Regions from separate parts of the Mus musculus genome. Here region 2 is linked to region 1. The links are chromatin loops, found by intact Hi-C in ENCODE. Cell type or tissue: left cerebral cortex. All regions are shown on one strand. Links, peaks and the distances in the headings refer to the core of each region. The heading gives the core; the rest is flanking DNA. Region 1 overlaps Hs3st2 (heparan sulfate (glucosamine) 3-O-sulfotransferase 2). Region 2 holds the start of Hs3st2 (heparan sulfate (glucosamine) 3-O-sulfotransferase 2).

Region 1 (8,333 bases), core at 88-8,087:
TCCCACGAAGGCTCAGGGGCCATTTCAGAAGAGAGGCAGAAAAAGTGTAAGAGACAGAGACAGTGGACGACGCCAAGGAAACATGCTCTTCAGACACAGCAGGGCACTGCACGTTTGAACTCACAGCCGCTGTGATCGAAAGCACAGGACCTAGGCAACCCCAAGCCAGACCAATCCCAGTGTGGAGGGGGCACTGGGCATGAGGCCCCATGCTAACCACAGAGCTATTAGTAGTTGTTAGCTGCTGGTAAGGAAAAAGATAGTTTTCCCTAAGCGTGCAGGCCCTGGAAAGTCAACCACTCTCCAATGAGAGATCACACATCTAAGATAGGGGAAAGGGGACACGAAGTTGGATGGGAAAGGAAGCAGGGTGGATGTAGAAAGAGTTGGAGGAAGGATAAATATGATACACTGTATGGCATTCTCAATGTACCAATACTTTTTTTTTTTTTTAAGAAAGAATATTAGTGGAGGTGAGGGAATCCTTCCCTGTGGGGATAATACCATTGGTGGAGGTGTGGAGGCCAGGCATCCATCCCTGGGTTTCCTCAGGAGGTCCAGCCCTTTGCAGGTCTCTCCTGTCACTGTGAGAAGACAGCACTGTGCTAGGTTTTCTTTCCTCTCTGTGTGACTCTAAGTTTTTAAAGGTCCCTAGTAAAGCCATACCTTGAGTGTTGTGGGACTTGTCTTGGATTCCATTGTACTGGTAGATACCACATGATCATATAGAGAACAGTGGGTCCTTTTAATGACAAGTCATGCACATATTTTGGAATTTAAGATGCTTTTCATTTGTTAATTTATTTTTACAAAGATTCTATGACTTGCTCATTATAATATATTGTAATTATATATATATGTATATATATAATATGCAGATATCAGCTATGTACAGGGTCATAAACCACAAACCCAGATGGAGACAAGCCAGTAGCTAGCATTTGGCATACTTCATCTCAGCCAATGTCGTTTCTAAGTCCAAGGACACAATCACTGTGCTCCAACTTCCAATAACCCTACCTAGCAGGTTCTCCCAGTTCCTGTTTGAGGGCTGTGGAAAGTAGGGCACAGAGGACCGAGGGAAATCACCAACGCAACACTGTTGCAGTCTGGATTCAAGTGCGGCTTCAGCACTGGAGGAAAAAACGTGAGAACATGAAAAATTCATCTTGGCACTAGGACAGCCTTTCTAGGCATGAGACAAAAACCACGGGCAAGTTAAAGCACATTAGAGAGCTATGTCTCTGCAATGGGAAAGTATCACGAGTAAGAGGGACGTAGCAAAAGCAGCAAATACCTGTAGCGTGCTAACTGGGATCACGGAGGGATGGCTTCTTCTCTTTCATGTACATAGTTTATGAGTTTTCTCTGACTCCTCCCAAAAAGCAAGTAATAGAGAAAGAGCCAGGAGAAGAAAGGGATGCGGGTCATTAGAAAAGAACTAACGGAAAAAAGCTACAGATGGAAAATAAGAACATGAAAATAATCTCAGTCTCTCCCAACATGCTCATTTATAGGAATGCAAATTAAAGTCATGATCACCTGTAACATGGATCATTTATCCACTTATAACGTAGTGTGTGTGTGTGTGTGTGTGTGAGAGAGAGAGTGTGTGTGTGTGTGTGTGTGTGTGTGTAGGCAGGGAGAAGGAGAAGAAGGAGAGGGATGGAGAAGGAGAGGGGGGAGAAAGGGAGAGAGATCCACGTATGTCACAATGTATTTGGCAGTCAGAGGACAACCTCACTCTTCACTCCCACCTTGCCTGCTCCCGGGAAGTCTCCTGTCTCCACTTTCCATCTTTTCCAGGTGGAACATAGGAGTACAGATGTATGCTACTGTGTCTGTGTCTGGCTTTACGTGGATTCTCAGGGTCTCAGGTCCTCAATCTTGCTTAGTAAGCCTTTTACCTGGGGAGTCATCTCCCAGACTTATGATATATAAATGGTGACAAATTTTAACAAGGGTGTGAAGAAGGAAAGTTTTCTTGACAAGGTAAGAGCACAAACCAATGCACCTCTAGGAAGGCAGTTAGACATTGCCTACAATGTCTAAAATGCACATCGTCTGGACATGGCCATTGTCCTTCTAGACATTTAACTACACAAACATGTAAAGACTTGTGCAGGGGGTACGGATGCTCACTGCTGCAATTGTGGTAGAGGTGGAGAGGCATTCAACAGAGATCCCTTCTCTTCTTCTCTGGGGACCTCCTCCCTCCTGTGACCCTACTTGTACTGTTCTCACAGTTCCAAAGGATTATAGTTCTCCTTACCACACCCAACTGAGGGCCATGGCTGGGTCTTGACAGGAAGAACAAGTGGGGATGAGATGCATTGCTTCAAGGCCAAGGTGAGCGTACAATGGACCCATCCTGTTCCCTGTCTTTTCTAGTGCAGGAGACTCTGTAGCTCTAGAACAGAGCAAGTTCGACAAGTACAAGGAAGAGTGGGGACCTCGTACAACTAGGAAATGCCTTCCCTGAGTGGCTGTGAGCCAGGACAAGCATTTTTGTTTGTTGCTTTGTTTAATTATTATTGTAATAGCAAGCATGAACATAACTACCACCCATTATACGTAAAAGATAGAGACTAGGAACAAACCCTGTGGCCATTAGTAGGATGTGGTTAAATAAGCTCTAACAAGGCTCTGCTATAGATTATAAAGCGGCTGTTAAAAGCAAGAAAGATCTATTTAAAGACACACTCGGAAGAGAGTCCAGGGCGTGTTGTTAAGTGGGAGAGGTGAGTTGCAGTCAGGTTAACGTTTTTTTTTTTTGCGTTGCAAATCCACACACATATGCTGGAGTGTATATGCGTGTGTCTCTTCTGAAAGGATGCACAGGTGTCCTTAGCAGGGCTTAGGTTTGGAGAATGACCTTGGGTTTGGAGAATGACCTTGGGAGATCTGCAGCGGATGGTGTTGTGCATCCTGGGAATTAATTTTCACCTTTAGTTTGATGTGTTTATGGACTTGCCTCTTTTCTTGACCATGAGCATGTGTTCTCGGTCATTAAGAAACTAGAGCTTATTAAAAGCTATTTGTAAAGGCCTCCATTGATATTATTTAGGAGGACAAATGCCTGCACTGCACACTGAGGGAAGGAAGGTTGTTTGGAGTGGCTGAAGTGTGGGTGGGTGGCGAGGACATGGCAGGCATCCTTCCTCTAGATGCTGGCCCGGATAGGAGGCTGAGGGACCGTGGGTGTTAAGTGTTTTTGCGAGTGCTTGAGCAGCCCTAGATGTTTCCTGGCAACTGGACCTCAATTTCTCAGGCTCCATCTGTGGCTGAGCTTGGGGACACTAGCTGAAGGTAACTGCATATCTGCCTGTCTCCTCCGGGTTTATCTTCTTCCTCTTCCCTCTGTCCTTCGTCCTGGGTTAAGCCAGTAAAATCTCTGTGAGGATTCACCAATACACAAACACAGTAGGTGTCAGGAAGGAGCCCAAGTGTCTGCATATCTATCTGGCTCTACCTGGAAGCTGACTTGCCAGGCCGTGCTATTGGAGCAGCCGGGTGTCAAGGAGGCAGACCTAATAATACTGGTGCAAGGTATGCATTTGATGAAGGCTTCCTATAGTCAGCAGTTGAGTAACTGATGTCAGGTAAGGAATTATGCATGATTAGAATTAGTAAAAACATCAGCTAGGATTTAAGTCAGAGCCATTCTGTTCCCTGGCTTCTGTGACATTCCTATCAGCTTCCTCACCAGCAACAGGTGGATGGCTCAGACTTCCTGTGCTGCCCTGAAGTCTAAGCCAGGTAAACAGGTGAGAGCCTGTATCAATCATAAAATGCCACACCCATCCTTGAATGGGCTTCCTGTTTTCTATTGGGTTTCCCTGATTGCATTCAAGTCTCTTTGGGGAGCCTGATGCCTGCTTTCTCTCCTCATAGAGTAGTCCTCCATGGCTGCTGTTCTTTCCAGCTGAGGATCTTGATCCAGAGTTGAATGCTTCTGCTTCCTCCTGTTAGTCACACTCTTCCTCATCCCGGTGCCTCTGATTGCCAGCCCATCTCCTCGCTCTAGTGTGTGTGTTTTGTTTTATTTTGTTTATTTTGTTTTCAGACAGGGCCCTGTGTAAGCCCTGCTGGCCCCAGACTCATTACACAGTGATGGCTTTGAATTTCTGATCCTCGTGGCTCCACCCCCTGAGTGCTGGGATTACAGGCACATGGCACCACAAGTTTTTCAAGGCCTGGGATCAAACCGGGTAAGCATTCTACCCATTGAGCCACAATCTCAGCCGCTTTCAACTTTAGTCTTGGTTTAATTCTCCCTTATATAGCATCGGGAGTGTCTACCCACTCCTTACTCCCTAAAATGTTTCTTCTTGGCTTTGGGCACACATGCTCCCGAGCCCTATGCCTATGCCTATTCCATAGGAATTTCTCCAGGACTTTGTTTCTCTTGTGTGATACTTTCCAATGGTGTCAGCATCCAGGAAACAAGAGTTCATGTGGCAGTGATGCTTCTAACTGGCGCTGAGGGGTCATTATCCTCTTTGTGGTTGCCATGAGCCAGCCTGAAACAGTATAGAGACCAACTCTAGGAGAGGCTCCCCTCCTTTCACAGCTTGGACACCCTCTGCTTCCTACAGAATGGCAGATCATCTGTAAGGACATGAAGGAAACAAGCACCATGGAGGGCCTGAAGCTGGCTGCCCTCACCCTCTTCCCCATCTGGAGTTCTGTCAGAAGGCACCTTAGTCAGTAGGTGATTCCCATCATAGAGTCCTGGCAGTCAATGTGAAGGACATTAGCACACATGGCCAGTCTGTTATGCTCCTCTGGCCAATGAACTCTTCCTCCGCACACATGTGACATTAGCACTTTCCCAAGCTTTTCAATTCACCAAATCCTGCCATTTGTAGACGAGGTTGGCTCGTACTTCAGAGGGGATGGAAACCTCTGGGGTCAGGTGAGAATGGAGCAAACCAACCCAGCAGCTTTGGATGCCACCCTCCTTAGTCTGAGTATCCATACCTTCACCACACTGTGCCCCCTACCTGAGCTGTCCATACAGCCCCCTCACCTCCTGCTGTGTATATTCAGAGTCTCAAGAACTCTTAGCATTTCCAGGTACTTTCAAGCTCTCCAACAGATGACTAGATGAATCAGTAAGTTTAGTCTTTTCCCACCAAGCTTTACAACCACCCCACTCCAGAGTCCCCAGAGATGTGGATGGATTTAAAGGGACAAGTTCTGCGAGGCAGCCCAACTTCCTGAAGCACAACAGTACCCCCTAGTGGGACATGATCCTGATACAGCTGACAGAGTAGACACAGGAATCCCCAGGTTCCTGATGCTGCCTTTGTTGGACTTGATGGCTGATAAAAGAAGGGCCTTTCTGTCTTGTCTCTCAATAGCTGTAGGCACACCAATTCCTGCATTAAGCCTCATGGTTGCAAAGGTCCTCAGAGTTGGCTTTCTGATCATGCGGGGAATGAGACATACTTATTGCCAAAGAGCCTACCGAGCAGTCAGTCCCTACCCCATAGTGTCTGGGCTCTGGTGTGCTTGAACCTGTTGGGTCCCCAGTGCTTGTTTCCAGGTTCAAGACTTGCCTAAATTGTACAAGTGTGGATTCTCAGCTAGCCTTGGAGTAGAGCAACGCCACCTGCTAATCCCAAGGTGTTAATATTCTTTCTGTCCAGGATAGTTAACCCTAGCTCTTCCCATGTTGCACCCTGTCTCATCCTCAGATCAAATGTCACCATGTTTCAATGTGATTTTTGATACCCATGGACTCTTTCTCTCATAGATGCAAGCACAGGTGTGCAATGACTTTGCATATCTGTTTATATATTGCCTTTCTCCCCTGTGAGTTCCCCCCACTAAATCCCATCAGCAGAGGATGGTGTCTGCCTCATCTTTGTGTATCTTTAATCCTTGTCACAGAGCCAATCTCATCACAGGCAAGCAGACGGGCATGAATCATAGCCACCAAATATCTCGCTTGTCAAATGAATAGGATGGGAAGGAGCTGAGGCCTAAATCAAGGCAACATGGGCTCCTCGTGTAAGAAAGAGGTCTGCTGAAGATCTTCACAGAGGATTTATACACACACACACACACACACACACACACACACACATGCACGCACAGAGTTTATATATTATCTGTAGCACACAACTGATTCAGAGATGAGGCACACTTTTTTTGCATTGTTTATTTTTGCATATTCTAGGAAATTGCCAGAACACTGTAATGAGGATATATCATAATATTCATACAATAGTCACTTACTGAGTACCTGCTGTCTGCCAGCCAGCTCTGAGGTCATGGCTATAAATAAAATAGACACAGGACTCACCCTGGTGAAGCTTCAGGCTTGGCAGGGGTGCTAAAGGGCAAAAGAAAATATTTCATTACAACTTGTTAAAAAAGAAAAGGAAAAGGAAGAAACATGTAATGAGTGAATGAAGTGCCCAGAGAAACCCTGAAGTGGCTGGAAAGTCAGGCAATGAGCACATGCTTAGAAGCAGACATCGATGAAGAAGATAAGAGGATATGAAAATGCAGGGTAGACTGGGGGGATGGTCCAGTGGGGAAAGTGCTTGTTTTGCAAGCATCCAAGAACCCATGGGAAAGCTCTATGTGGTGGTATGTGTCTGTAGTCCCAGCTCTTCTATGGTGAGATGGAGGTAGGGACAAGACTGGTCATAACCAGAATGCCCAGAACCAGCTAACTTAGCACACACAGTGGTGAATAATAAGGCCCTGTCTCTAATGATGTTGGAAGGTGAGGACTGACATCTGAGGTGGTCCTCACTTCCACACATGTGTCATGCCATGGGCATGACATGCTCCTAGACACACACACACACACACACACACACACACACACACACACAAACACACACACTTGCAGATGGGGTTGGGATGAAGTAAGCCATTGTAGAGAATCTAAAAGTACACAAATGCCCAGATCGACAGCCATCGAGAGAAGTGTGACTGACGCAGAAAGTAAAATCAGAACAAACTTGAACCTGATATTTTAATTCTAGTGTCACGGTACACAAAAGGACTGCCTTGAGAGACTTGGTGCAAGAGACGGTAGTTGCAGCAATGCATGGTGTGTAGATAGAATTGAAAGAGAGGCCTCAGACAAACTGGCTAGAATGTCAGACAAGATCCAGGAGGGCAGCTTCCCCTTCTCTGGGGGGTGGGGTGGGGATTTGTAGGTGTAGGGCTGGAAGTGGGGAGGGGGCTGCGAATGGGATGTCCAGTGAATGGATAGATGAATTAATGAAAAAAATCATTAAGCAGACATTTCCAAGGAGGTAAGATGGCTACATGGGTAGACTGAAGGCTACTTACTCCTAATAAAATGAACCACCAACCCACGGATTTATGCACCCACACATTCAACCACTCACCCACCCAGTATCTATCCTATAGAAACATATCAGTTCAAATGTCTTAAATGACAAGTAGAAAGCAAGTGCTTTTGCAAGGACTACAGGCATCCAGCATATGTAAAAGAAGCATTTCTACAAAGTCGAGCTGGATACGGACATCTTAGCTGCATCAAATTCCAGGCAAAACAACAGCATCCAAACAATAACACAGATTATCATCTGTAGAAGTTTGTAGAGGAAAAATGACTCCTAATATTTACTATTTTGTCAGTCTGCTCATGAGAACAAAAGAAAAGCACTGAAAAGCATTCAACAGCTTGAAAAACATCACATCCCACCCTCCAAAGAGCACCCTGCAAAGGACAACAGCTGCCCAAGTGACCGGGTGGCAGAGCTAGAGACTACAGAAGTTGTGCAAAAAAGGACAGTAATTGGGGTTAAACTGTACAGAGGCCAGTAAGTAATGCTTTTAGCTTCCACTGTCAAAACTATTCTTCTAACAAATACCATGTGTTCTCATTTACATGTGAAGCTAAAAACTAGCAGGTCTTATAGGATGAGAGAAGAATGGTGGGTATCAGAAGCAGGGAAGGGCTGGGGGAGAGGGGTGGCAACTGGCACAGGGATGTGATTGGACAGGAGGGGTAGGGGCTCCTCTGCTTCAACGTGAGTCTGACCAAGGATGACAACAGTCAGCCGTGCGTTTTTAAAGGTACTGTGGAGGCTTCAGATATGAGGAGAGGGGAGCTTATTCTTTTGTAGATGGTGAACAGGACCTCCAGACTCAATGACCCTAGGCACAGAGAAGAATGGATTGAGACGAGGAGCCAGGACACTGGCGGGCAAGCTATATCTAGTTGGAGTGACAAATAGAGGGTCCCTCTCAAAGAAGCCCCTGAATACAAAGAGATAGATATAAGTAGGTGTTGGCTTCAGAAGGGTTGGCAATAATGAGGAGAATATATTCCTCCT
Region 2 (8,333 bases), core at 238-8,237, 93 kb after region 1:
CACACCGACACTGAGCGAGAAAGTAAACAGAGATAAGAGATGGCGTCTAAAGTTTATAACAAGTTCATCTATCAACATTTGGACACCAGTGTAGAGTCAATTATCATGTATTAACTTTCCCCAGTTGGCATTTTAATGCATTTAGCAAAGATTCCCTTCCTCTCCATATGTATGCCCTGCCAACCCATAAGGCTAACAGAATTGAGATACTTGAAACAGAACTCACCTTTCTCTTGAACCCTAAAGACTTCTGGACATGATACCATTTATATTTCTCTAAAAATGACAAACATTTCAAATAGGCTGGCTCAGAGGCAAACTTTTGTTAAAACAACAGCATCGTATGTGAAATCTTAGGTATGTTGCATGTTTCCACATACGGTGCCCTACATGGTTTTCATATGATGTAAAAGACCAGGTCAGGCATTGTTCTCATTTTTAAAGGTGGATAATCAGAAATATGAGGTGAAATTCTATCAATGCAAAGTTAAGAAACAGAAGATGATGGGGAAGGAGGGGAGAGGAAGAAGCAAGGGTGGGAGAGTGTCGGGGGAGAATACAGAAAGGAAGTAAGGAAAGGAAACATATTGGCCTGAGGAGGTGGCTTGGTTTGTAAAGAGTTTGCAGTGGACACAAGTATGAGTGTCCTCAGCTCGGGCTCCAGAACTCACATAAAACCCAAAACCCAGTAGCAAGCACCTATAATCTCTTTGCTGAAGAGGCATTTTCCTGGTCATTCAACCTAGTGGAATCATTGACTTTCAGGTTCAGAGAGAGACCCTGTTTCAAAAAGCAAGAACAACAACTCAACTTCTACCTTCAGTGCATGTGCTCACACATATGCATGCACCCACAGACACACACATGCATCACACACACACACACACACACACACACACACACACGTAAAAAGGGGGAAGTGTAAAATTATTTCTTTAGCGATGCATTCTTTGGCCTCATTTGGCAGTGGCAGCAGGTAGTGCTCTAACAGTTGTGCTAGCAGGAGTATTAACGGCAATAACAGGAGTGTTGGCAGCAGAACAGCAGCAATTGTGGCAACAGTAGTAACACCATTGGCTTATCTTTATATACCAAAGTCCCCCCCCCCCGCCATGGTACTTTCATATGCAATGTTCCATACGTTCTTCAAACCCGAGACAATTATTACTGGCTTCATTCTCATGAGAAAGCAGCTGAGACTCAAGGTGATCATCCTTTTTTCCAAATCACACAGCATCTAAAGAAGTCATCTCTGGTCTTTGACACAATGGGATGACACTCATCAACTTCATATCTCATCTTCTTTACTTCCAAGCAGCTAGTGGCCCCCACCTGGCTCCCCCGTGGATCCATATGCTTGCATCTGGGAGGAAATTTGAAGAGAGGAACTCAGGCCAGACACACAGGTGAGGTGTGATCACGGAGGGATTCCTCTGCAGAGAGCTGGGTTCTCCGGGGTCATTCGGCTTGGCGATTCCCAAGAAGGGATTAGGATCCAGGAACAAAGAAGACAAGGGCTCTGTGGGCTCGTCCCCTTTTGCTGATGCTGTTTCTCTGGTTGTATCAAGTCTGCCATCATGGAGGAGATGTATCACCTGCCGCTTGATGGTTGGTGACCCTTATTTTCCCATTGTCTATCTGCATTTAGACCATCTGGCCTAAGAAGTGCTCTGGGGCTTCAAGATGGGCAAAGTATCATGGACTCCACTGCATTCATGGGCTCCACCCTGGGAAACTGAGGCCACAGCAGTGGACAGAAGGCTGGCTCTTTGAACACAGAGTGTAAAGATTCTCAGGAATCCCCATAGTTTCTGCAATGACTGCTGTTACTCAAGTGGTGATAAAGGATAAAACAGAGGAAACAGTGCCCCAGTAGGGGAGCATATTACGTTTTGAGGAAACAGCAATCCTTGTGTGAAATACTGACTTTGGAGGGCACTGGTTTGCCGTCCCCAACCCCCATCAAAAGCACAAACCACACAGTCCTTTCCTGGGTGCTGTAGACTTCCCAGCCTTCCTGAGAAACTGATAGGTATCATAGTTATGACCAGACCTCCAGGCTAATCTTTCCTTTAGAACTATCAAGAAACAAAGGGTAGAGGGGGAGGGGAGAGAGAAAGAAGTGGAGCTGTCAGTGAGCCTCATGTTAAATAAAACCTACCAAGATTCAGCTGAGAATTTTAGCAGAATCCAAATGTGCTAGGAAAGAAAAAAAAAAAAAAAGGCATGGCTCCCATCTCCAAGGTTCACAGCTAAGCTGGCTTAGAATCACACATGCCAAGGTTAAAAATAAAAAGCAGTCATCCCTGAATGACACAGGCTCCAGAAAGGAAGCCTGAGGTATGCTGTTTAGTGGAGGAGGGAGAAGGAGCGGGGAGGAAGAGCCTGGGCTCAACATAGAGGTGTTTATGGGAGGGAGCATCACCTAAAAGCTAGATGCTCAGAATTTTGCTATTTTGCACTTAAAAAGCACTTCACCGTGGGAAAAGGTTTCATAACAATCTTCATATTTTCCATCGAGGAAACCCTGGCACGCAATGAGTGTGGCTGAGGGCGACCTCGAGCAGGGCACTGGTGTTCGATGCTTCTGCAGCTCATACCCCAGGGTCTGGTTCAAAGAGTCTTTGCACATAACTAGATGGAACACCTCTGGGTCACAGTTCAGAAAGCATAGTGGGTCATCAGCATTGGCATGAAGCCTCACCTGACTGTGTGCCAGCAGTTCCTTGCTTGGCTCTACTACAAACTGTGTCTGCCTCTTAGGGACAGCATACGTCCCATCCATTGCTCCTAACAGTCATAGCTATACTGGCCAGGGCTAGCTGAGAAAGGTGACAACACATTCCTGTGGATCCCCCTTTCCTTGGAAATCCAGAACTCTCTGTTATGACTCCATCGGGTCATTTTTCCAAAGAAATTATTCTTTATCCAGTATGCTTATGACTCTAATGAGTCAAGGGTCTCCTTTTATATGAAAAATAAAAGAAATAGCCTCAGCAACTCTGGCAGCCACCATGGCATCCCTCCAGAATTGCATTACTGTTCTGAACTGCCTAGAATGTCTTCAGGTAGATTCCATGACAGACAGATTCTGTGACATCTCTTAGGCTCACACTATACTCTAGCCCCAGAGGTGCCCTGACTCAGTCCCTCTGTGCACCTATCCTGCAATTCTGCACAACACAAGGTGTGAAGGCCAATGGATACCAGAGGCACTGAAGAGTGAAGGCTGCACTGGAGAATGAAGCCTCACTGTAGGTCCAGACACCACCCCCTGGAGGAGGGAGGGACTCTAGCTGGCAGAAGTCCAAGGGAAGAGTGGGCATTCTAAGCATGTCTGACTACTCCTAGGATCCTGCCTAGTCTTCACCTGAAGTGCCCACCTATCTTCCAAATCCCTCCTGTTGGCTACTATTTTAAAAGCACCTCTAACGGTCATTTTTACATCTTTCAAACACTTTGAAAAAGACTGGACAGGCAAACAGGGCAGGAAGTATTTTCCAGCCCCTTGTAATTGATAGTGAAAGAAATGCTGGAAGAGTTTGAGGAACTTGCTCAATGTAAGTGTCAGAGACAGGACCAAAAGCGAAGGTTCCTTCCTACACTCCAACCCCACCAGCTCAGGACTAGAACTGCTGGAGGAGTGAGCCTCAGAACATAGCGAATATTTACAGCAGAGACTGGCATTCTCCTCATTGCGAGAACTCAGGACACACTCTCATATTGCCCTAAGAATGGGTACCTACCAGGCAGAAATCACCACACAGGGCCTTTGTGGTGGTTTCCCTTTCTCAACTGCAGGTGCCACACAGGCCAGGGAAGATCAGCTTAGGGGTAGGAGTAGAGCCTTTTGCCTTAGGGAACCAGCTCCAACCGCCCTAAAAACTGGACAAAGAAGGCAGCCCTCCAGCCAGCACCTAGTTTTGACTAGAAATGTCCCCTACCTTCCAGAGACCCCAGGGACAAGAGGAATACTCTTTCCCTTTGCGCTTCAAAGAGCGTCATGAAGAGTCAGTCTCCGGGAAGTTCTGGGTGGACCCTCTACAGTAGTCACCCCACAATCCACTTGCCGGTTTAAGACAGGCAAGGAATTACTCTAAGGATGGAGCGAACCCAAAGCTCAGAGTGGAGCTGTCGTGACCCTCTTACCTGTACCAGTCCAGTCCTCGTCCGTAGTTCCTGTCGAAGAAGTGGGGCTCAGTGCCCAAGGCCCGCACGTCCGGGTGCACGCGGATAAACTCCAGCACCGCCCGAGTTCCCCCTTTCTTGACGCCCACAATGAGGGCTTGGGGCAGCCGTTTGGTGCCTGGCTTCGGGGAGCCAGAGTGATTGGATCCGGAGAGGCGCGGTGCTGGAGCGGCAGCGGCGGGCGCGCTGGGAGCGCTGGGCTCACTGGGCGTCGGCCCCGGGGGATCACACGGGCGGGACTTCGCCAGAAGTTTCTGGCCGCTTGCGCTGGGGCCGCGGAGGCAACGCGGTGCGCCGAGCAGGCGGCTCTGGCCCAGACCGTCGCAGCAGCACAGGAAGCTGTAACACAGGTAAGTGCAGGACAAGGACAGTGTGAAGGCGAAGAGCAGCCTGCGCGCTCTCCGCGGCTGAGGTGGCCCCGCGCGGCCCAGGACCCTATAGGCCATAGCTCCATGGGCCCGCGCCGGGGGTCATGGTTTCCGAGGTGGCACCTGCGGCGGAGCTGCTGCGTGGCTCTGCGATTGCCTAGAGGGCTCGCGTGGCGCTGTCCCCGCTGTGCGCGTTGGGCGTAAGGGATATCATCTCCTCTGGGGGCAGCTGGCCTGGGCAAGCACCGTGCCCGGGGGTCCCGGGTACGGTGGCTCCTCGGGGACCAGGTGGCTGCATTGCCAGCATCTCCCGGTATTAAGCGATGAGGGCTCTGGACAGCCGGGCGGCTCCCGGCGCTCTTCGATTCTCACGCGCGTCGGGTTCGGAGCGCGCCCAGCGCCCGAAGCCCCATTCCGGATGCTCCGAGCGCCTTTCTGGGGACGCTCTGTGGCCGCGCGGCAGTGCCGGCGGGAGGATGAGCGGACCGGACGGTGGCGCTGGCGCCGGCCGCGTTCTGGCTCCTCGGGAAATGCCGAGTGGAGCGCGCTACCGGCTCTATTTAAGGAGTCGCCTGACGTCAGCCGCGCGGGTCCCCCGAGCCCGCGCCGCACCCGGGGACCTGGCCCGCCCCTTGCACCCTGACTCTCTTATTCCTCTCAGGTACAACACCTCCCCAGGTTCTCCCCATGAGGACTGCTCCCTACGGAGCCTTGACCAGCTTGGGGAGGTGAAGGGAGGGTGGGCAGGTATGTCCTGTACTCCTGTGGGAGATTAGACACCCCCATCACTCCGGCCTCTGGACACCTGAGATTACGCCAACACCCACCCTACACATAGACCCGGGTGTTCATGCAAGCACCCAACCCTGATACTCGGTTCCACTACACTTACCCACACATGCACCACACATACACTAGCACAGGAACAAGCTCACTCTAATCCGGACACTCCTCAACACCCCACAGAGGGTGGAGAGAAGAATACACCTAACCCGAAGATAGGAACACAACAAGGACACACCCCATCCCCAGCCATCTCGCCGAACCAATACACACAGCCTGGAATCTGGCATCGTGCAGGGTGCGCACACGCATGGGACCTGGGCGCACAGTGCAAAATGGATGGGTGGAGGAGAGTGAGATTCCGTGACTAGTTACCGAGCCCCCTAGCACCCGCATGCTGACTCACACCCAGGCGACTCACTCTGTCTCGCACCCATGGAGCACAAACCTCTATCCAATTTGCACACCACCTCATCACACACACACCCCGACTCCCGCCCCCCCCCCCCGCCCCCTTACTGGGCCTGGAAATCAAGCTAGCCCCAGAGCCTCAGACTTATTCATCTCTTGGCGGCCGCCCCCTAGCGGTGGCCTGCTCCCCAGGGAGCTGTCCAGGGTACCAGACGCTATATAAGGGTCAGCATATAACTGGTTTCCTCACAGTGACAAAGCAGGAGGAAATAAAGGACAGAGCACTTCTACATCTAATGATTGTCAAGAGGTTGTCTTCAGAACAGCTCCCAGTGACCAACCCTAGCTGGTTAGAACCCTGCATTCCAGGTGGGATTTACATCCCCTAAAAACCTGGACCAGTGTTCCCAAAGAGAAGACCCTCACAAGATGGCTGTATGACCCCACCACCCCCCTCAGCTTCCGTTAGACTGACGATGACTTCAGGACAAGGTCTGTGTATTCTTGCTCAAACTGGGAAATATGCTCTGTTTCTAAACCAAGCCCATCCCTAGAAAACTTAGATCAAGCTCTCTGCTGTAGGGACTAGTTTCTAATACATATAGTACATGATAAGTAATTTGATAACTGTTAAAGCCTACCATACTATTACCGTTTCCTCGCATTTCTTTGGATTATTTTATAAAAAAATATTTTTATTTATTCTGAGAATTTCATATCATATCACTTCCAATCTCAGCAGCTCCCAGAACCCTCTAACATGTTCACTCCCAATTTCATTTCTTCTCCCCATCTCCTACCTCCTCCTTCTCCTCTTCCTCTTTTTCTCCTCCTCCTCTTCTTCATCTCCTCACCCTCCTCTTCCTTCTTTGTCTCCCTCCTCTTTGTCTTCCTCCTCTTTCTTCTCTTCCTCCTCCTCCTCTTCTTCAAAAAATAACCCACTAAGTTCAATTAGTAATTCCCACAGCTTACTGGGTGTGGGTCCATCTTCTGCAGCATGAGCAACTTACCAGTCGCCACACCTCCGAAGAGAAAGGATTCACTGGCAGCCATCACCTGCCAGTAGCTCCCCAGCCATGAATGGGCCCCATAAGCTCCCTATCAGTCTATAGGGGGAGGTTGACGGTCTTGACCTTGTGTGGATGTTGTGCAGGTAGCCACTGTGACTGTGAGTTCATGAAGGCAATGACCCTGACATGTTCAGAAAGCATCACTTCACAGTTCTCCTTCTCATCCTCCAGTTCTTGTATTCTTATTTCCCCCTCCTCTAACGTTCCCTGAGCCTTGGGAAGCATGTGCTGTAGATGTCCTTTCCGGGGGTGGGCACTCTCAGTCACTTATTCTCAATGCTTTGACCAGTTTTGAGTCTCTGCATTAATCCCTGCCTACTTAAAGAGAGAGGGGGAGAGGGAGGGAGAAGAGGTGGGGGAGGGGGAGACAGAGGGAAAGAGAAGAAGAGAGGAGAGAGAGAGAAAGAGAGAGTGAGAGAGAGAGCAAGAGAGAGAGAGAAGAGAGAGAGAGGAGAATCTCCTTCTCTGATCAAGGTTGAGAAGCACACAAATCGATGCCTATATCTCCACATTAGAATCTTAATTCTAACAATAGCTAGCATGTATCAAGTGCTTGTTTTGTGCCATAATGTGCAAACTACTTAAAAGGCTTTACCTCACTTATCTTTGGAGATAGGTATTATAGGCATTATTATAAGTCCTAATTTACAGAGAGTGAAAAGAGGTTAAATAAACATATACTGAGTAATTGGCAGAGCTAGGATTAAACCCAGACAGTCTGGCTCCAGGATTCAAGGTTTTAATTACAGAGCTCTGAAGCTTTCGAACTTCCTTTGAGCATTATCCACATGACTCCATCCCAGGCTCTTCTCCTAGATGTGGATGAATATATCTAGATTGCTGCTAAAAATCTGGTATCGAGGACTGGATGAGAATTCCAGGTAGAGCATATAAAGTTCAGCAGGACCCTCACCCCCCACCCAGCTTTGATAAATTCTGTTTCTAGTAATGCCACCAAGGACCCCACTGCCTTTTTCCTGCAGCAGCATCACACTGCTGACATCTCCAGCTTGGAGCCTCGTAGCATCTCTAAGTGTTTTCCTACAAGTGCTGATGATTGAAGCATAGCTACTCCCTGCTGTGCTTGAGCAGTGGACTTTTAAAAAAACCCTAACATGTAACATTTGACCTGATTAAATTTCATCTCCTCTCATCAGTTCATGGCTACAGTTATTTTTTTCAAATCTCAAGTCGTGATTTAGCTTTCATATTCTTGAAAGATAGAAAGGTTGAATCCATACTTTTTTAAGGGTCTTAAAGGTTGAACCTAGGTCTTTGTATAGCTAGGAAAATACTTTACCTCTTGACTTTACTTTTAATTCTTTGTGTATTTTAGCCAGGTGTTTTGTTGTCTCTAAGCCTCAGTTTCTTTAATCTGTAAAATGGGAAGCTATGAGCAATCCCAAAAGCCTTTTGGCCCTACTGTTATAATTCTGTAGTTATATGATCTCATTTTCCCAAGCAGGAGCTTGTCTCTTGGCACCATGTCACCTCCACATCTCATTACAATTTA

The links. A loop is a pair of places that touch in the nucleus more often than their neighbours do. Peaks named below come from ENCODE experiments on the same cell type or tissue, not always from the same donor. Only the 100,000 strongest peaks of a DNase experiment are listed, where the experiment ranks them.
Region 2: a loop joins it to region 1, with 5 times the contacts of the local background. A loop is called at or near these places in 2 of 42 quality-filtered maps.

Annotation. Positions count from the first base shown.
Region 1 is chr7:121,482,374-121,490,706 of GRCm38, reverse strand. The region is part of intron 1 of Hs3st2 (heparan sulfate (glucosamine) 3-O-sulfotransferase 2); the gene reads right to left. Among named protein-coding and RNA genes, the nearest start is that of Gm39081, 53 kb to the left of the region's middle. In left cerebral cortex, for the core only: a CTCF peak has its summit at 5,243 (motif pointing left); DNase peaks (open chromatin) are centred at 3,225, 4,178, 5,202, 5,926 and 1 more place; H3K27ac peaks cover 1,109 bases.
Region 2 is chr7:121,389,031-121,397,363 of GRCm38, reverse strand. It overlaps Hs3st2 (heparan sulfate (glucosamine) 3-O-sulfotransferase 2), which reads right to left and starts at 5,068. Exons shown (of 2, transcript NM_001081327.1): 1 at 4,150-5,068. The coding sequence starts at 4,634. In left cerebral cortex, for the core only: CTCF peaks have their summits at 3,269 (motif pointing left), 5,059, 5,721 and 5,933 (motif pointing left); DNase peaks (open chromatin) are centred at 4,648, 5,096, 5,697, 5,869 and 5 more places; H3K4me3 peaks cover 4,558 bases; H3K27ac peaks cover 3,263 bases.